Regions from separate parts of the Homo sapiens genome. Here regions 1, 2 and 3 are each linked to region 4. Evidence: chromatin loops called from intact Hi-C (ENCODE). Cell type or tissue: CD4-positive, alpha-beta T cell. All regions are shown on one strand. Region 1 has its middle 7.3 kb from the start of RAB21. Region 2 holds the start of LOC124900332 (small nucleolar RNA SNORA17). Region 3 overlaps PTPRR (protein tyrosine phosphatase receptor type R). Region 4 overlaps MYRFL (myelin regulatory factor like).

The links. Peaks named below come from ENCODE experiments on the same cell type or tissue, not always from the same donor. Only the 100,000 strongest peaks of a DNase experiment are listed, where the experiment ranks them.
Region 1: a loop joins it to region 4, with 7 times the contacts of the local background. A loop is called at or near these places in 3 of 110 quality-filtered maps.
Region 2: it touches region 4 in a loop (8-fold over the local background); 2 of 110 quality-filtered maps call a loop at or near these places.
Region 3: it touches region 4 in a loop (13-fold over the local background); 79 of 110 quality-filtered maps call a loop at or near these places.

What each region holds. Positions count from the first base shown.
Region 1 is chr12:71,745,023-71,750,022 of GRCh38, reverse strand. No RefSeq gene overlaps it. Among named protein-coding and RNA genes, the nearest start is that of RAB21, 7.3 kb to the left of the region's middle. RefSeq lists a silencer at 1,949-2,158. In CD4-positive, alpha-beta T cell, CTCF peaks have their summits at 2,677 and 2,877; a DNase peak (open chromatin) is centred at 2,842.
Region 2 is chr12:71,634,940-71,639,939 of GRCh38, reverse strand. It overlaps ZFC3H1 (zinc finger C3H1-type containing), which reads left to right. Exons shown (of 35, transcript NM_144982.5): 7 at 1,425-1,522; 8 at 2,881-3,090; 9 at 3,286-3,450; 10 at 4,360-4,497. It overlaps LOC124900332 (small nucleolar RNA SNORA17), which reads right to left and starts at 585; the gene lies at 457-585. In CD4-positive, alpha-beta T cell, CTCF peaks have their summits at 2,903 and 3,108 (motif pointing right); a DNase peak (open chromatin) is centred at 3,119.
Region 3 is chr12:70,727,738-70,732,737 of GRCh38, reverse strand. The region is part of intron 6 of PTPRR (protein tyrosine phosphatase receptor type R); the gene reads left to right. The region is part of intron 1 of LOC124902960 (a long non-coding RNA gene); the gene reads right to left. Among named protein-coding and RNA genes, the nearest start is that of PTPRB, 93 kb to the right of the region's middle. In CD4-positive, alpha-beta T cell, a CTCF peak has its summit at 2,534 (motif pointing right); no DNase peak of the experiment used is centred here.
Region 4 is chr12:69,876,495-69,881,494 of GRCh38, reverse strand. It overlaps MYRFL (myelin regulatory factor like), which reads right to left. Exons shown (of 25, transcript NM_182530.3): 3 at 2,400-2,467; 4 at 2,042-2,300; 5 at 1,203-1,294. Among named protein-coding and RNA genes, the nearest start is that of MYRFL, 54 kb to the right of the region's middle. RefSeq lists a silencer at 1,772-2,066 and enhancers at 2,166-2,215, 1,733-2,270, 2,271-2,808. In CD4-positive, alpha-beta T cell, CTCF peaks have their summits at 1,725 and 1,929 (motif pointing left); a DNase peak (open chromatin) is centred at 1,934.

The DNA.
Region 1 (5,000 bases), 1.9 Mb before region 4:
TTTACTATAGGAACAATGAGAAGTCTTTTAGGACAGTGTGACATAAAATGCAGTCTTCAGGGCAACAGCAGCAGTTAGAAGCTTGTTAGAAATACAATTCTGCCATCCCCCACCCCCATTAAATCAGAATTTCTGCAACTGAATCCAAGAAGAAACTTTTCTTTCACAATCCCTCCTTGTGATTCTTATTCATGGTAAAGTTTGTAAAGCACTGACTTGGAAGGTAGAGTTAACAAGACTTGGGGAACAATGGTTACGAAAAGTGAGAAAGTTAGAGACAGGGAGGAATAAAAAATGAATCCTGCAGTTTTGGTTTAGTCAACTGGTAAATGGTGATGACTTTCACTGGAATAAAAAACACAGGAGGAAGAAAACATTTTTTGATTGTACTTTCTTGGTTTTGTACATTTTGATTTTGAAGTGCCTGAGGTATTCTCAAGTATAAATATCTAGTAGGCAATTGGTTTTATGAACCAGCAGCTTAGGAGAGAGATCTGGGCTTGAGAAAAGGACAAAGACATCATCAATGCACAGAGAGAAATAGCTTCCACAGGGGTAGAGGAGATCACCCAGGGAGAGTGTATAAAGTGAGAGGGTCAGAGGGCCTAGGACAGAGCACCTGAGAACAATGACTTTTAAGAGATGGGTAGAGGAACAGGAGCTGCAAAGAGATACACAAAGAAATTAGAGGAAAACTGGGGAAGTTAATGTCAAGGAGAGAAGAGAACATTCTAAGAAAAAGGGAATCATGAAATGTTTTGGAGAGGTGAAGTTAAGTATGGACTGGTCTTTATGTGTCTTAAGTATCTACTGGTTTAGCTACAAGAGAGCAATTTGAAATTTTGATTTGAACGGTTTCAACTGAGTGGTAGGAGTTGAAATAAACTTGCTCAGGAACTTAACTAAAGATGGTTGATTTAGTCTACTAGTTCTTAACCAGGGGTAATTATGCTCCTCAGGGAACATTTGGTAATATCTGGTGATATTTTGTCTACTGGCATTTAGTGGGAAGAGGCTAGAGATGCATTTAAACATTTGACAATGCACAAGACAGTGCCCCACAACAAGTGCCCCAGCCCAAAATGTCAATGTTGCCAAGGTCAAGAAACCCTACTTTAGCCTAATGAAGTGTGTATATTTTTACAGCCCGTCATAATTATAAATCCACTGGTTATATTAAGTTATGGAGGCAAACAGAGAGTAGGGCTGAACAAGTAGTAAAAGAATAAGAAACTCAAAAGCTCGAAGAAACTATTTCCAACTTTGCCAGTATTATCTATGCATGTCTTTCACATAGTCATTTAAGTATTTTCTCAGCTTCATTTCTCCACGTAGAATTATCTTGTATCCCCAAGGCACTTTTAATCCTCCATTGAACATTGGTTCCTTTTAGCAACTGTTACAGAAAATACATTCTTATTCTAATTAGATTTTTCCTCAGAGACAAAAGGAGAATTCAAAAACACTTTTATAACTACTTGGAGAAATTCTAGTACTTACAGATGCACTGTTTCTATATCACTTTTCTACAAGTACAAGAAATTTCAAGGAATTTGGGTTAATATACTATAATATGCATCCTTTCAAAAAAGAATAAGTTGAGTATTAGGAGCTAAAGTGTAGAAAAACAGGAGTACAACAGGAGAGATAAACGAACCTGAAGAAAAACAAAACAAAACACGATTCCTGCAGCTGCCACAGTGGAGGGAGCTGAAATTGGGGGTTTGCCAGCAAAGCAGGGATTTTGTCTGCTATGCGCTAGAACTGTGTCTGTCACATTTTTGTATCTCCAGTTTCTGGAATGTAGTGCTCAATTAATATGTGTTAACTGAAACAAAGGAATGAATGGAGCTAAGCCTATAAAATACTGTGTATTAAAAATGAGGTTTGAGAAATACTCCTGGGCATATGGAGCATTGTTAAATAAAATTTACTCAAAGCAGCCGGGTGTGGTGGCTCATGTCTGTAATCCCAGCACTGTGGGAGGCCCAGGCAAGTGGATGACACGAGGTCAGAAGTTTGAGACCAGCCTGGCCAACATGGTGAAGCCCCATCTCTACTAAAAATACAAAAAATAAGCCAGGCGTGGTGGTGGGTGCCTGTAATCCCAGCTACTCGGAAGGCTGAGGCAGGAGAATCGTTTGAACCGGGAGGTAGAGGTTGCAGTGAGCCGAGTTCGCACTACTGCACTCCAGCTTGGGCAACAGAGCAAGACTCCATCTCAAAAAAAAAAAAAAAAAAAAATTTACTCAAAGCATTTTCCATCTTAAGCCTCTAATAAGGGTAATAGAATAGCAGCTATCAACTAATGTGTAATTTCTATGAATGAATCCCATTTATTCCTTTATTGCTCAATCATTCAGCAACCTTTGTTGTTGAGTGCCTGGCAAGATGTCTCTGCCATCATGGAGCTCATATTCTAGTGTGGGAGGCAACACAGAAACAATTACAATATGTGTAGTGATCATGTTTGATATCTACCCAGCATGCACACCCCTTTCTCCTTTCAATCAAAATCCAGTCCCTGCTTAGCTATCTACCCTCCCCGGTGTAGCCCAGGTCCCCACAGCTTTGGGTCAGTTCTAATCTCATTCCCCTAGGTTCTTTGCAGCTTTTTTTTTTTTTTCTTAATAGAGATGGAGGTCTCACTATGTTGTCCAGGCCGGTCTAGAACTCCTGGGCTCAAGTGATCCTCCTGCTTCGGCCTCCTGAGTAGCTGGGATTACAGGTGAATGCCACCATGCCTGGCCTCTGCAGCTTCCAAAGCCACTATTTGTACATCTGAAGCAATCTTTCAAATGCTTCTCACTGGCAATAAACTGAGCTGTAATTGTAGTCACTGGCCACAGAGAGGCACTAGCAGCCCAATAAAATTTACCAGGTTGGCCAGCATACATTTAAAGCTGCCAGCGTAATTCAAAATTTAGGTGTCCTTCAACATTAAAAAGAAGGAAACCATGGGGAGATTTTTTTCTGAGTTGTAGAAAACAAGAATATTCCAAAATCCTATGACTCTTGGGTGGAAAAGGGGAGAAGATACAGTTCACAAGCCATTTTTCCCTAAGTTGTTAACTAAAAGTGTCCCAAGAAACTTTACATATGTTTGTCAAAGAAGGAATTTAAGTCCAATGTTCAGCTTCTCAGATCTTTCCACCAGTTTCTACTAAAAATATACACTCTCAAGAGTTAAAAAGGGAAGGCAAGTAAAGAAACCGAAAACGTTGTTTAGTCATAAATATGTAAAGTCGTTCCTCAGTATTCATGGGGGATTTGTTCCAGGGTTCCTCATGGATACCAAAATCCATGAATGCTCAAGTCTGTTATATAAAATGGTGTAGTATTTGCATATACCCTATGCACATCCGAGTTTCACTCTGGTTGCCCAGGCTGGAGTGCAGTGGCGTGATCTTGCCTCACTGTAACCTCCACCTCCTGGATTCAAGTGATTCTTCTGCCTCAGCCTCCCGAGTAGCTGGGATTACAGGTGCTCACCACCACGCCTGGCTAATTTTTGTGTTTTTAGTAGAGATGGGGTTTCACCACATTGGCCAGGCTGGTCTCAAACTCCTGACTTCAGGTGATCCACCCACCTCAGCCTCCCAACTTTCTGTATACTTTAAATCATCTGTAGATTACTTATAATACCTAATACATTGTAAATGCTATGTAAATAGTTGTTATACTACATCGTTTAGGGAATAATGACAAGGAAAAAAGTCTGTACATGTGGAGTACAGACATTTTCTTTCTTGAATATTTTCTATCCTCAGTTGGTTGAATCCACAGGTGCAGAACCCACAAATGGTGGGCCAATTGTATTTTATTTTGCCTTTAGAAATTGTATTTTGAAATAACCATGGCATGAAGCTTACCTAATTATATCAGATGGAAGTGTATGTTTGAGATGATTGGTAATAGGATGTATAACAGCAATTTTTTTTTTTTGAGATGGATTTTCACTCTTGTTTCCTGGGCTGGAGTGCAATGGTACAATCTTAGCTCACCGCAAACTCCGCCTCCCAAGTTCAAGCGATTCTCCTGCCTCAGCCTCCCAAGTAGCTGGGATTACAGGCATGTACCACCAAGCCCGGCTAACTTTGTATTTTTAGTAGAGACGGGGTTTCTCCATGTTAGTCAGGCTGGTCTCGAACCCCCAACCTCAGGTGATCCGCCCACCTCGGCCTCCCAAAGTGAACAGCAATTTTTTAATTACTAAAAAGTTTCAGTTCAGAATGGTAACAGTCTCAATGAGTCAGTCTGCAGTATGTTGATTTTTAAAAACTAGATGCCACTAGTCATATGAAACTGGAAATTCTAGAGATATTTGTCTATTTGAGATGGGCCTGAATGACTATTCTTTCGCATCTTCTTGAGAAATCAGTCAGTGTAGAGAATTTTAAAAGCCTCTTTAATAAAGAAATTGCTTTGCCCTGGTGAAATAATTTGGCTGAGGATTCTTACAGATTTGTGATGTTGAGATTGGAGAGCTTTGGGATAGCTGTAGTCGAATGGGAAGTTTGTAAGTATTAATACTAGTGTATACTGAGAATTATACCATTCAGTACCACTTATTTGAGTGTTTTTTCCTATTGGTTACTCATTCCTACTTGGAAAAGATTTTAATTAAAATCCAGCTGTTGTTAGGCCAGGCGCAGTAGCTTGCACTGTAATCCCAGCACTTTGGGAGGCCAAGGCAAGAGGATCACTTGAGGCCAGGAGTTTAAGACCAGCCTGGGCAACATAGTGAGACCCCCCCATCATCTCTACCAAAAATTTTTAAAAAAATAAAATCAGCTAGGCATGGTGGTGCGCATCTGTAGTCCCAACTACCTTCAAGGCTTAGATGGAAGGATCACTTGAGCTTAGGAGTTTGAGGCCACAGTGAGCTATGATCATGACATTGCATTCCAGCCTGGGTGACAGAGCAAGACCTTATCTCTAAAACAAAACAAAATCTTACCATTCTCCTATACCCCTTTTTAAGTACTTCCTAGCATGTA
Region 2 (5,000 bases), 1.8 Mb before region 4:
AAATAACAAGAAAGCTTGACACAGAATCAAGAGCATAGTAAAAGTGGCTGCTGTTAATACTATTAACTGAATCAAACACCAGCAAACACTTGCCTAGTTCTTTGTCCTCCTGGATGATCCTGACATGGTGGGTAGCATGAACCAGCACATAATGGACTTCATCTTTCCTACCACTAGTTTCTAAAATTCATGAATGAAGGCTACTCTTGCTGAGGGCACCCTCTACCTTCCCACTGTCCTTTCAGACCCCCTAGTGGCTGACCCAACACAAAGGTCAGAAAGTCCTCAGAAGCCTCTCCTGGCACCTGGCAGTGAGTCAGGGCTGGTTAAATCTGGATGAGGATAGTGCAGCCTGGAGGGCTTTCCTCGGAGATCACTGCACTCACTAGGTCCACCCTCTCTCCCAGATACTAGGAAGGGAAAACATGCCAAGTCCATAAAACAATAGCACCATCAAGTGTCTGACTATTAAACATTCAAATGTTCATGGGGCAGAACACTGAGCATAGACATAGCCTCTCTTCTCTCTGCCACCTAATAACACAAATGTGACACAGCAGCCACATCTGCAGCGCTATGTAAAATGTTCCAAAGATTAGTGTATATTCAGATTATCTCATTTGGGACTCAAGTCAACCCCATATAAGGCATGTGGATAATAATGTATTGACTTGTGAGACAACTGGGATAAAGAAGAAATGTTAGATTTTCTCTGATTATATAGTTAGTGGGTAGGGTAGTAAGAGTAGTCTTTGAAACTGCTGTATTTCAGTGAGCCTAACAAGTCATTGAAGATAAAATACACAATTATTTTTATCTGCTACCAAGGAAGAAAAATGCTGAGATGCATCAATTGTAATTATTTCAAAATTAAAATGTGAAAAAATGTGCACCTTATTGACTAAATACACTAAGTAATTCTTCTCATTCCTAGTTTTATTTACTTTCAACACAGCTTATATGGTCCATGTCCTCAACTTTCTTTTGCTCCACAAGAAGGGAATAATGAAGTCACCACATCATTGTTTTCCTTTGGCTAGGGCACTTTGGCAGAATTTAAGGGAATTTTTTGTTTCATTATTTCTTAAAAAATATGCTTGTGTTTTTTTTTGTTTGTTTTTTTAAAGTATGTTTCTGTCTTTTCCTGCTTTATTCCCTGTTCTCATCATTAGGTTAAAAGTGGAACAAAGTGAGAGTTTTGAGGGACTAATTATTAGTTTAAAGTGAATGGCTGACTTTATGATGATATGACAATTTTAAATGGCTGGAGGTGGACTCATGAGGGGTTTAAAGATTTTATCAGAGGTTGATAAAATCTAATTTGCACTCCACCTAGATGTATTTCTTCAAACATAACATAAACTTAATATATTCCTGATGAAGTATTTCTGTTATTAAACTCTTAACAAAAAATTTTTTTACAGCTCCTTCACCAGTGCAACCGCCATTTTTCTCTGAATGTTCATTGGGGTATTTTTCTCCAGCACCATCTCTTTCTTTGCCTCCACCACCTCAGGTTTCTGTAAGTCAGAATTGATTTCTAAGAAAATTATTTTGTCTTGTCTTTTCTAATTTGTTTTTAAAAACGAATGGTTAGGTTTGAAGAGGGCTTAAAAAATCAGAATTGCTTACCAAGAATTAATAGCAATGAAATACGTAGAATAAACAGTTGATTATACCAGCAAGCTATCCATTTGGTAGATTTTTTTCATAGCTAATTTTTAATTTCATGTTGACTTTTCGGTACCTATCATGTTTCCTTCTTCACTTTACTCTCAGATAGTAGCTACTCAGAAAATTTATTCAAAAACAGAAGTTATCTACTGTTTTGGACTGTCTCTTTTTTAGGGAATTGGAATTTACATGCATTAGGATGCTTCTAAAAATTAATACTCTCCTTTCTCCTCTTTTCATAAAAATGGTTATTTTTAACTTGAAAATCCAGCAAAAGAAAAGCATTTTCTATGAAGTTAATTTCTTTTCCCCCCCATCTCCAGTCCTCCCACTAAAAATAAAACAAAAAAATAAAAACAATAAAAGGAAAAGGAAAAAAAGGAAGTAGAGGAATCACACATTAAAAGTTTTGACATTATTTTTAGATTGAGAGGACCTAGAGATCAAATTGAGTATCTCTCAGTAGGTGTAAGAGGGAACTTTTCCGTTTCAGGAAAGACGTCTAGTGTCTTTCTAGAACATATATGGTGAGGGGAATATTAGAGCCGATAGTGAGAGAGAAAACAGCACTTTCTTCGTTGTAATGTTTTCTTTTTGGGAATGAATAAATGAACTAAATGCCAAGGGAAATAGTGGAAGATCTTTGATGCAAATACATATCCAAATTTAGGGATTTGTGTAAAATTAGTTTCCTTTATAGATATTCTTTAAGAAGCCATTTTAAGAGAGTAGTGGTGATTCTTCTTGATACTTAATTAATGATTAAAGTACTCTGGACTATTATTCACAGAATCCCTTGGTTTCTAATTTTTATTTTTTACTGAAATATTATGTCTTGGGTTTCAGTACCTCTACTTGCTTTCAGGTAGTCATCTAGAAGGAAGGACCCTGTATAGTTTGATATCTATATCTTCTAGAATGCTAAATGGATATAAGAATTGGAACAGAGAAGTTTCTATAATTTTCCTTGAAGTTAATAAATGTTTCAAATATTGTTGATTTTTTTTAAAATTGTAAAAATAACACTTTTTCGTGGTTGGCTATTGATTTCTGGTTTGTTTTGAGGTTAACATATACTTAGCTTACTATATTTACAGCTAAAATAATAATGTAAAGTTTATTTTTTTCTAGTTTAATATTGCTGCAGAGAGAAGCATTTGAGTTGATAAAATTTGCGTTGTAATTCTTTCTTTTTTTAAAAAATAGTCTCTGCCACCTTTGAGCCAGCCTTATGTGGAAGGCTTGTGTGTTTCTCTTGAACCTCTACCTCCTCTACCACCATTACCACCTCTCCCACCTGAAGATCCAGAACAGCCTCCAAAACCACCTTTTGCAGATGAGGAAGAGGAGGAAGAAATGCTGCTTCGAGAAGAACTACTTAAATCTCTAGCAAATAAAAGAGCTTTTAAGCCAGAGGTAATTTAGGTACCTAAACCTCTAGGTGGTGCTCTTGAGCTTAGCTTTACGGTAGTCCTACTTTTTTCTGGTTACTTGGGCATCATTGGGCTTTTCAGCAAAGTGGGGATAATTCTAACATGCTCAAGATTTTTAAAGGTGGCAGAAATTTATTTTTATTTAGGAATGTTTAATGTCTTTCTCTTCCTTATGTAGGAAACATCCAGTAATAGTGACCCACCTTCACCTCCAGTTCTGAACAATTCACATCCTGTGCCAAGAAGCAATCTATCAATAGTCAGTATTAACACAGTGTCTCAGCCTAGGATACAGAATCCAAAGTTTCACAGAGGACCCCGTCTTCCACGAACTGTGATCTCGGTAAAAACAAAAATTTAATGCTACTTTTATTCAAACAGTTATGATAAATTTCTATGAAGTTTAGCTGTCCTGTTTTCTACCCCTTGGTTTATTTATATACACACATATATTCACATATAAATACAAATTTTTAAAATTTATTTTTAATTTATTAATGATAAAATGAGAGCAACACCTTCACTTGAAAACTGGTAAGAGTTTGGTGATAGTGTGTTGGGGGAGGTATTGTTTTCATCAGAGTGGTGTACTTTCCTCTGACATTTCTTCAGCTTTTTTTCTATAGAAATGGGCTCATTCAGATTTTCTATCTTTTTGGAGTCAAAATTTTAACAAATTGCATGTTTTTTATTTCTCCCATCTCTTTGTATACTTTGTGTATGTTTTCCAACCAATGACTACACTATGATGGAAGAAATTATTTATGATGTTTATTAAGGAGGTTGAAATGATAGTTTGTTTCTACCTTGTTTTGTAATGGCTTCAAAGTAAAATAAATAGAACAAAGACAAGTTGAAATCTTTCCTGTTAGGTAAGCCAGTTTTGGCAATTTACCCTCTATATGTAACCACAAAGTACAGAATTTTGATAATTATTATGTAAAATTAACAAAATTTTTCTTTGGTTTTAAAAGAGTTAATTTAAATTGCATTGTGGTTCTTTATAATAGAAAGTTAGTGAAAATAAAATTTTAATGAGAGTAATTATAGAATAGAAAGTCTTAAAGAATATACAACATTTTATGTCTCAGTCATATAACCAGTATTGGTCGACTCAGTGGATTATGTAATACAACCCTAGAAGGAGCCATAGACTGTCTACTTGGAGCCCATTATTTTTGTGGATTGAAATTGAACAAGGTTAAATGACATCCTTTTGTTATCACGAGTAATAAATATATTGTCTTTGCAGCTTCCAAAGCATAAATCAGTGGTTGTAACACTAAATGATTCAGATGATAGTGAATCTGATGGAGAGGCTTCCAAGTCAACAAATAGTGTTTTTGGTGGATTAGAGTCCATGATTAAAGAAGCAAGACGAACTGCTGAGGTAAGTGCAATAATTAAAGGTGGAAAGAAAGATGACCTTTTGATGATCAGTAAAGTTTATTTTTTCCTGAAAATTAAACCATAAAGTTATAGATTTTTAATAACATTGATTTGTGGAAATATTTTAAGTATTTGTGCTATTAGGACTTTATATAATGAAGCATGTATCAATGTAGATTGATTTTACTATTAAAAGTTTCCATTATTTGTGTTTCCTATTAAGTATTTCCTTTTTCAAAATAGTAAAATTGGTTGGATAATTGTTCTGTGTAGTAAGGAGACTGTTGTTTTAGAGTTGTGTTGTGTTACCAGAAAACAGTTTTTATTAAAATGTATTCTCTAAGTACAACTTTTATCGTTTTTTCCCTATTTCAGTAGTTGTTTAGCTGTGATTTAATTCAATGATTTTCAGACTGTAGATCTTCACTACTTGGTGGCGTATACAATTTAGTAGTTATCAACCAACATTGTTTTAGAAAAAAGAATAGAAAATGATGACATTCA
Region 3 (5,000 bases), 850 kb before region 4:
AATACAAAAATTAGCCAGGCGTGGTGACGTGCGCCTGTAATCCCAGCTACTTGGGAGGCTGAGGCAGTATAATTGCTTGAACCCAGGATGCGGAGGTCGCAATGAGCTGAGATCATGCCACTGCACTCTAGCCTGGGCAACAGAGCAAGACTCTGCCTCGGAGGAAAACAAACAAAAAAAAAATGGATGCTCACCACCACCTCGCCCTTGCCCCACAGAAGCCTGTGGTGCTGGCAGGTTGCCTGGCCTCATTAGACATCGAGAGGGAGCCCCTTGGAGCTGTGCTCCCTGCATGTCCTTGGCAATGTCACGCTGCACCTGGGGCTCTGAGGGGAGCTCCTAAAACCCTCACGGTCCCTGCTGTGAATATGATCTTCTGAATCATTTGTTTTACTCTTGTTACGTTGGCTCCTAACTTAGCATGTTGTTACCAAATCCCTATTCAGAGGAATATTTTTTCCTGACAGAATCCTTAGTCTACTTAAGGTTTCTAAGAAAAAAAAGTTGGAATTTTAAACCCACCTTAATCAAAAATAAGAGTAAAAATGATGAAGTACTAAAGGATCTATGAGAATGAATACATTCAAAGTATGGCAGAGGCCCACTTTGCCTGAAGGAATATACCTCAGATGTGGATCCTTCATCTTGTCAGTCTCCAGAGGATGGTCAGCCCTACTCAAACACCTGTCCGTTTTTCCAGGCAGCTCTTTTTTTCATTGCCCAAGGCAGCTTTTTAAAATCAGTGTTGCTGTCCTTAAATTCTCTTCTCCCATCCGATACATAGAAAAATACAGAATCTAGGAATAAACCATCCTAAATTACCTCTCTTGTTCCCTGACCCCATCAAGAACTCACACATGTGTGTGTAGGCACACGTGCACACAGTAGGATCTCCTGAGAGCTTATTCGTTTTTGTTTTCCTACTTCCTAATACCACACACATAATAGAGGTTCTCTAAAAATTGACTGAATGATACAGAGTTAGCCTTACTCATGGGAGTTAGACATATTCGTCTATTTCAGCTCTAAAACATCCAGTTGATTCTAGAAAGCCCAGAGAAAGGGAGAAATTCTCACTTGCCACCTCCTTCACGGGTGCTTAAATTATCCAACCACCCTATGTGGCCAATTGGTTTTTAAGGTCTGTGGTCGTGGCCCCTCTGCTCCTGTTTAATGAATAAACTTTGTAAACTTTAAGAGACTCTATCCTGAACCTGTTAATACAGCGTAAATATGCATCAAGACACTTAAGAAAATATCCTACAATTGAGTGGTTCCATATTAGTGAAAGAATGGTCTAGAAATCTAGAGAGAGGTCTCAGACAAGGCGATTGCAAGTTTCTCCAGGTGAGGCAATACTTCCTCATCTTTGAACATTGTGTAGAGGGGTGACTGTCCTTACCATTGCTTTCCTATTTGTACATGTTTAAACTCCAACATTTTTTTTTCATTTCTGGGGAGGGATTTTTCTTCCATCCAAATTTTTGATCCAGGTAATCATTATAATCTTGACCAATGGTTTAACTTTCCATCACAGTTTCATAGAAGAGAGTTGTTTATTTCACTTTAAAGTATATTTTCTTTCTTTTCCTTCCTCCTTCCTTCCTCTCTCTCTCCTTCCTCCTTCCTTCCTCTCTCTCCTTCCTCCTTCCTTCCTCTCTCTTGCCTTCCTCCTTCCTTCCTCTCTGTCTCCTTCCTCTCTCTCCTTCCTCTCTCTCTCCTTCCTCTATCTCTCCTTCCTCCTTCCTTCCTCTCTCCTTCCTCCTCACTTCCTCTCTCTTTCCTCTCTCTTTCCTTCCTTCTGTCTCTCTCTCTCCTTCATTCTCTGTCTCTCTCTCTCCTTCCTCCCTCCTCTCTCTTTCTCTATCTCCTTCCTCCTTCCTTCTGCTCTCTCTCATTCTCTCTCCTTCCTCTCTCTGTCTCTCTCTCTCTCTCCCCCAAGCTGGAGTGGCGTGGCATGATCCTAGCTCACTGTAACTTCAAACTCCTGGGCTCAAGTAGTCCACTCGCCCCAGCCTCCTAAGTAAATAGGACTATAAGCACATGCCACCATGTCCAGTTAATTCTTTTATTTTTTGCAGAGATGGGGGTCTCACTAGCTGATCTCCAACTCCTGGTCTCAAGTGATCCTCTTGTCTCAGCCTCCCAAAGTGCTAGAATTACACGCATGAGCCACTGTGCCTGGCCTCTGATTTCTACCTTTTTTTTTTAATTCATTTATTCTTTTGAGACGGGGTCTTGCTCTGTCACCCAGGCTGGAGCACAGTGGCATGATCTCAGCTCACTGCAACCTCCTCCTCCAGGGTCCAAGCTATTCTCCTGCCTCAGTCTCCCAAGTAGCTGGGGTTACAGGTGCCCGTCACCATGCCCGGCTAATTTTTGTATTTTTAGTAGAGACGGGGTTTCACCATGTTGGCCAGGCAGGTCTTGAACTCCTGACCTGAGGTGATCCACCTGCCTTGGCCTCCCAAAGTGTTGGGATTACAGGAGTGAGCCACCAAGCCAGGCCTTCTAATTTAAATATGTTCTTCCATATATGACCTGCAGGTGGCAGAGTGAAACAGCACTATACTGTAAAAGTAAAAATCGAGGCTTGGGTGTGACAGAAATTCTCATTAGAACTTACATCCTCTAGGGTGATACTAGTGAAATCTAGTGTGGGCAGGGTGTCTCACAAAATCTTTAACACAATGTCAATAATAGTTTGCTTGGAATTATTATTTTTTCATTGTTTTTTTGTCATCCACTAGTTGTATCCCCCCAAGAGGATAAAAATATCAAATGACATTATGAAAAATATCAAATGACATTAGAACGTCAAAATCCTCAAAATAGAAATAACAAGTAAAATAATTAAAACATGGCTTGAACATGGTTATTGGACTCCTCAGGTTTTTTTTTTCTTAAATCATTATGATTCTTCATAAGAAAGTAAACTGTGTAATTCAGTAAACTAAATTGTAAGCTGCTTGGAGGTAAGGATGTCTCTTTTTTATTGCCATGTCCATGTATTTGTATTGCCTATTAAGGTGCCTGGTGTACATTAGACCTTAATAAATGCTTAATTTCGTCCTTCATTCCCACTCACTGTTGGTAAAAGTGGTTATGGTGGGCATAGTTATAATCTAGAAGTAAGTGTTAATATTTTAGAGCTGGGGGCCTCTCAAAAGGCCAAAAATATAGCATTTTACAGTTGGGAGAAACCTTAGAGTAGTGGTCCCCAAAACTCATTTAACATAGTCCTCTAGGGAAACTTTGTAATATTTCTAGATATTCCTATCTAAACAGACTTTCCAGATGGAAAATATTCTAGAGTCCAATCCAAATTCAGCTTCAACAGCTCTGGTCCAGGGTTGGGGAAAGATGATACTCAGATAGATAGATAGATAGATAGATAGATAGATAGATAGACAGATAGATACAAATAGATCATCTCTACATGTAATCTGTATAAAGATCTATATATACACACATATATGCAAACATGTATAACATATTTAAATATATTCATTAAATGCATGTGTTTAAATACATTTAAGTTTAAATGCATATATTTAAATGTCTATGGTGTATTTGAATATATTTATATTAGTATATATTTCTATAATCTGTATTTAAATTATTCCTATTTGGGAACTGTAATCTCAGTCTCCCTGGTCCAGGTCGCAAGGATGTTCCCATAACTCTACAGCTGTTGCAGAGCCTCTGATGTGAAAGCAGTGGCCATAACCCTTATTGGAAGCAGAGTTCTAGAACTGAAACAACTCATGGATTGCAAACCTGGAAGCTTTTCTAATAATTTTCTAAAATCAGTTTCATTTTTGGCCCCGTAGTATTCCAACAGCTCTTACCTACTCTATTATACTGGGTTCCTATAGCCATATTCATTACTAAAATTGTTAGGATCACAGGCTGTTGGTGCCAGAAGGCATCCTCTTTAGTGTTGTGTGGACAAGGAATGGAGATAAAGAAGTTAACTAATTAGTTTACAAAGAACTTTGAGAATTGAAGGAAGCCATCTGTCAGTACAGGTTGAATATCCCTAATCCAAAAATCCAAAATCCAAAGTGCTCCAAAATTCAAAACTTATTGAACATTGACATGATGCTCAAAGGAAAGGATCACTGTAGAATTTCAGATTTTGAATCTTTGGATTAGGGATCCTCAACTGGCATATATATATATATATATATATATATATATATATATTCAGATTTTGGAATATTTGCCATATACATACATACATATATATATATATATATATACACATATATGTATATATATATAATTGAATAACCCAGTACAGGTTGAGTATCCCTGTATCCCTTATCCGAAATGCTTGGGACCAGAAGTGTTTCAGATTTTGGATTTTTTGTTTTTTTTTCAGATTTTGGAATATTTGCCATATATATATATCTAGAGACAGAGAGAGAGAGAGAGATCAGAGAAGGGGCCTGGGCCCTTCTCTGATGCCTCAATGAGCTGAGCTCTGTATATATGTATGGCAAATATTCCAAAATCTGAAAAAAAAAAAATCCAAAATCTGAAACACTTCTGGTCCCAAGCATTTCGGATAAGGGATACAGGGATACTCAACCTGTATTGGGTTATTCAACAATAGAACTGTAGCTGGATTCATGGCTAGCTATGGATTATTTCACATTTTGATAAATCAGTACTTTTCAATTATGCTCTATGGGGCCTTAGGGAAGAGGTAGGCTAGTGGGGCCTGGGCCCTTCTCTGATGCCTCAATGAGCTGAGCTCTGCATGCACTTGTTTTGATTATTAGACTTACAGGTATGATCTTATTTTCTTTCTTAACCAAGAGCCCCCAGCTTTGAAAAGAGTTTGATTACCACTGATACAGTTGTTTACTCAGACAGTCTGCTCGGGCTAAACATGTTCAAGTGAAATCAAAGACCTGAGGGTGAAGTAGATCATGTGATGTTCAAGTACATGTGTCTTTCTCACGTTTTGGCCATTCTGTGCCGTTTGGATG
Region 4 (5,000 bases):
GAGACTGTGTTTTTTCCCACTCAGGTGAAGCCACGCACATCTCCTTTCTGGACAGTGTAAACCTCTAGAATCTGGGGAAGTGGTGGGATGGGGGAACCCAAGAAGGAAGTCTTCAACCTCTTGCTAAGGTGACAAACTGGGATAGAAGAAATGGGACTTGGTACGCTGAATTTGTTCACACTGCCCACATTTGAGTGTTTACAGTTGCTAATAGAACTGGGTTGAGGCCAGACATGGTGGCTCATGCCTGCAATCCAAAGACTTTGGGAGGCTGAGGTGGGAGAATCACTCGAAGCCAGGAATTCAAGACCAGCCTGGGCAACTTAGTGAAACCCATCTTTACAAAACAAATAAGCAAACAAACAAACAAACAGAAACTGGCCTAGAGTGTTATCCTTTTCCCCTAGTATGTGCCATAGCATTTACTCTGAAAATTTTGAAGTTCAAGTCTTTGGACTTCAAAAGGCTACTTTGTTAATCAGGTCTCTTGGCTCAAAACATGATGTGTTACACGTTATATAAGACAAAAAAAAAAAAAAAAAACAGGAAGGCTGACCGCTTGGACATTAGATGACTCGGATGAAAGACTTCTAAAATGATTTCAAATTTCAAACATCCACTGGGAACTTGCCAATTTGAAGTGAGTTTGAGGAAAAGTTCAACTTTCCACCTCCCTGTTCTAGTGGAAAAACACGGTAAGTCTTGCTTCTCAGAGTGCCTTCCATGAGCCAGTAGCATCGCCATCACCTGGGAGCTTGTTAGAAATGCAGAACTCAGACCCTAGAGACTGAATCAGAGTCTGCATTTTACCAAGATCCTCATGCTATTTCTTGCACATTAAGGTTGAGAAGGATTGCAGCAATGCAATGGGCACACCAGCAGGCTCTTGAAGGCACTGCCATACTGCACAGCTTCCACAGGCCTGGAGCCTGAATCCTCTGAGACACATCGTCCCTGAAATTGAAAGATTGGCACTTCACCCACACCTGAGACGGGAAACATCATCTCTTCCTAGGAGGACCTGTGTGACCCCGCCTGCATGAAAGGTACATCAAGAGGGAAGAACCAAACTACCAGAGCTTATCATTGCTCTTCTGTGAGAGGGAAACTTTTGCAGGGCTGCTCAAAGGCTGGTAAAAAGCCTTGCTTTAATGCCCAAGGCTTTGATGGCATCGCCCTTGTTCCCACCCAGGTTTGCTCACTCGGTCTGCAGTGGCAGGCCCACACTCGGCATTCCCCGGAGTCCTCCAGTGCCTGCGTGCACTTTCTCTTCTTGGTTGGAGGCAATGAGGCTCTAAAATCAAGACACCAAAACGAAGGTTAGGATTCTTCCTTGTGTTCCATGTTATGTTAAATAAAATTTAATCTCCCAGGCTCTCTGCTTTCCTAAGTCTAATTCCAATTAGTTAAGGTTCCTTGAGCCCTACTAGGCTGAAACTATTTCCCTTGATCAAGTGGATCTGAGATTCACCAACCTGAAAGATAAGCTGACAATGTTTATAATGGCAGAGGACTCATTGAGACAGGGAAGATACAGACTTAAAATATAGGTATACATTTTACACCCGACAACTTTTTTCATGTGGAGTTTTACCACAATTTTTGATAGCCTTTACTCTTTCTGGCACTCTCTAGATCCAGAAGAGGAAATAAAAGAAAGAAAAGGGGAGAAGACAGAAGAAAAGAACATTAGTTAATGCTTAATTAGCAGATATTTCTCGGAGAGCTCATTCACAATCCCTTTGGGTAGTCTAGCTGAGGCTGCATAAGCTTACGGTGTTTCCTCCATCATCCAGAACCTCACTGTATATTTCTGACATTTTAGCTTTTGGTTGAATGAGGACCTTGGATTTGGAGGGTTTTTAATTAAAAGATTGTCTAAGCCAAGAACACTGGGACCTCGCGATGTCCTATACGCGTCTCAACACTGCCATCTCCTGGACAGGACTCCACTGTGCATTCTCTCTAGGTGCCTGCCAGAGGCAGGCTGCTCCGAGGCTTTCCGCAAAGGTCTTTGATAACTAAATATCTTTTTCTTTACCCAGGGCTGTGACACAGAGGCTGCTGAGGGTAAGAACAACCTATCCCCAGATGGGAGGACACGGATTGGTCCAGGGGGGTGGCAAGATGACTGGCGTTTGAGTGGCAGCTGTGAAAGCCTCCGTGGATTTGGCAGGAGTCGCCCATTCCAGAGGTGCTCTGCAGCGGGTGCATGGGCGGCATCGCAGGAGCAGCTGTGGGGTGGAGAAAAGGAGCTGGAGTCCTCCCAGCTGTGGGCCTCAGGGTTGGGTAGCATGCACCTGGGGAGAGACACAAGCAGGAAGTGCCCCTTTCTCACGGCCCAGAGTCGAGGAGGAAGAGCAACAGTGCCAGATGTGCTGAAGGTGGATCGCACTCACCTTTGACCTGCGGAGGAGAGCATGAGTCGGATGCAGAATAGGGCGGGGTGTCTGGGAGCTGGCGTTGCCTGAAGATTAGAGACATACATTGCGTTTTTGTTTCACTCTAGTCCATTATAGTTTTGTCACAAATGGGAGACAACCCTCAGTGTACAGCCCCCACAGTGATGGTTCCAGGTGCTGGGCATGGGGGGGTGAGGGGTTTGGGAAGTGAGACCCCAGCAGACCAGGCCCAAGGTCGTGTCCTGGTTAAGTGAGTGGGCTTTGGGTCCCAGCTCTTCCACTTCCTAGCTGTGTATCCATGAATAAGTACGTAACCTCTCCAGGCCTCCATTTCCTCATCTACAAAATGGAAATAATCATTACATCTACCTCACAGCATTGTTGTGAGAATTAAATGAGATCATGTATATAAAGCCCATTAACATAATGTCCCAAACATAGTGAGTGCCCAATAAAGTTTAATATTATTGCTTCTTATAAAGGACAAATATTTAAAGTGACAGATATCCCAATGGCACTGATTGAATCTTTACAAATTACATGGATGTATTAAATTATCACATTTACCCCCAAATATATATACATCTATTATGTATCAATAAAATTTTTTAAATAATTACTTCTTAATACTCCTATACCAGAAAAAAATGGTTGTACATACTGTTTGAGCTAACGAAATGTAAATTGCTGTCCCTACAGCAATGATTTTCCATCTGGGCGCAAAGGGATCCCAAAGCTCTTAAAAGGAGTTCAGGGGTTGTATAACAAGAACACTTTAAATTGCTGAGGAGAAAATAACTTTTTTCTGTTTTATATATTGAAGTGCAAGTAATTTTTTTTTTTTTTTTTTGAGATGGAGTCTTGCTCTGTTACCCAGGCTGGAGTACAGTGACATGATTTTGGCTCACTGCAACCTCCACCTCCCAGGTTCAAGTGATTATCCTGACTCAGCCTCCCAAGTAGCTGGGATTACAGGCGCCTGCCACCACACCTGGTTAATTTTTGTATTTTTAGTAGAGACAGGGTTTCACCATGTTGGCCAGGCTGGTCTTGAACTCCTGACCTTAGGTGATCTGCCTGTCTCAGCCTCCCAAAATGTAGGGATTACAGGCGTGAGCCATGGCACCCAGCCAGTAAAATTTTATTTTTAAAAAAATGTGTACTACCACTAAAGAAGTGTGAAAATCTCTGTTTCAAAAGACCTACAAGTTGCTTATAGCTCAGCATCTCTGTGATGCTGCATCATACATAAGCACCCCAACCTCTACTTGATTCTCTTGCTTGAAGAGGAAGCTTCAAGTTTAGTATGTTTAAAAGTCCAACATAATACGATGAAAAGCTTGCTTTTATCATTTATCAGAAAAGTTGTTTTCTCCTCAAATTAGTTCTTTATAATTTATTCACTTCCTATTAATAAGGGAAGAGAGGACACACATCTACTCTCCTCCAAAAATCCCACTCAAATAAATGTAAAGGAATAAAGAGACATAATAAAGAATATGAGCAGAGACCCCAGCAGACCAAATTTTAATAACATGGCAGCAGACAGAAATAGAATAGATGATAACTGAACTAGTAGAATGGACAAAACACAACCAAGACTGCCTGGAAATGGTGGAGGGAACAGAGGGATCCAACAAGAAGTTTTCCAATCAAACAAAACTCAAAAAGCCCAGGACGCAGGAGTCACCATGAGCTTCTGCATTCAGGGCTAAGGGTGGAGCTGAAAACAAAAGGATTGGTTGAACATTTGAACAAGAAACAACTGGAGGCCTGGCGCGGTGGCTCATGCCTGTAATCCCAGCACTTTGGGAGGCGGAGGCGGGCGGATCACGAGGTCAGGAGATCGAGGGCATCCCACCTAACACGGTGAAACTCCGTCTCTACTAAAAATACAAAAAATGAGCCAGGCGTGGTGGCAGCCGCCTGTAGTCCCAGCTACTCGGGAGGCTGAGGCAGGAGAATGGCGTGAACCCGGGAGGCGGAGCTTGCAGTGAGCCAAGATCGCGCCACTGCACTCCAGCCTAGCTGACCGAGCGAGACTCCGTCTCAAAAAAAAAAAAAAAAAAGAAAGAAAGAAAGAAAGAAAGACCTGGACCCTTATATTAGCTTCCCCACCCTGTAAAGCTACCTCCATCACCCCAACAGAAGTTGGAAAGGTTTACTCTCTAGAGAAATGGTCCCAGGGAAACTGTGGTACAGGGTTACCAGGCACAGTGAATGCTGTGGCTGAGCTACTGGGCTGAAAAAATAGAAGAATTCATTAAAAATCTAACCACTGAATTCTGAGTCTTTTCCTTAACTCTGTTTTGCATGTATCCAAGCAGATTTCCCACAAGTAAGAAATTGGAATAATGTTCCCAAGAAAAATGGAATGTACTCGAGGAAAACGTAGTATTTTCAAGTTACCAAGGAAATAGCCATCCCCTCCTTCATCACTCTACCAAGAAATTCATCCTTGGATGAGAACAATGGTTTGCACACAGAACTTTTTAAACACGAACAAACAATAAAGGACCAGACATTTTGAGAAAGGCTTTAACATTAAAGACAGAGAACAAAACCAGATAAATAGGGAATGCTAAAGAATCACAAAGA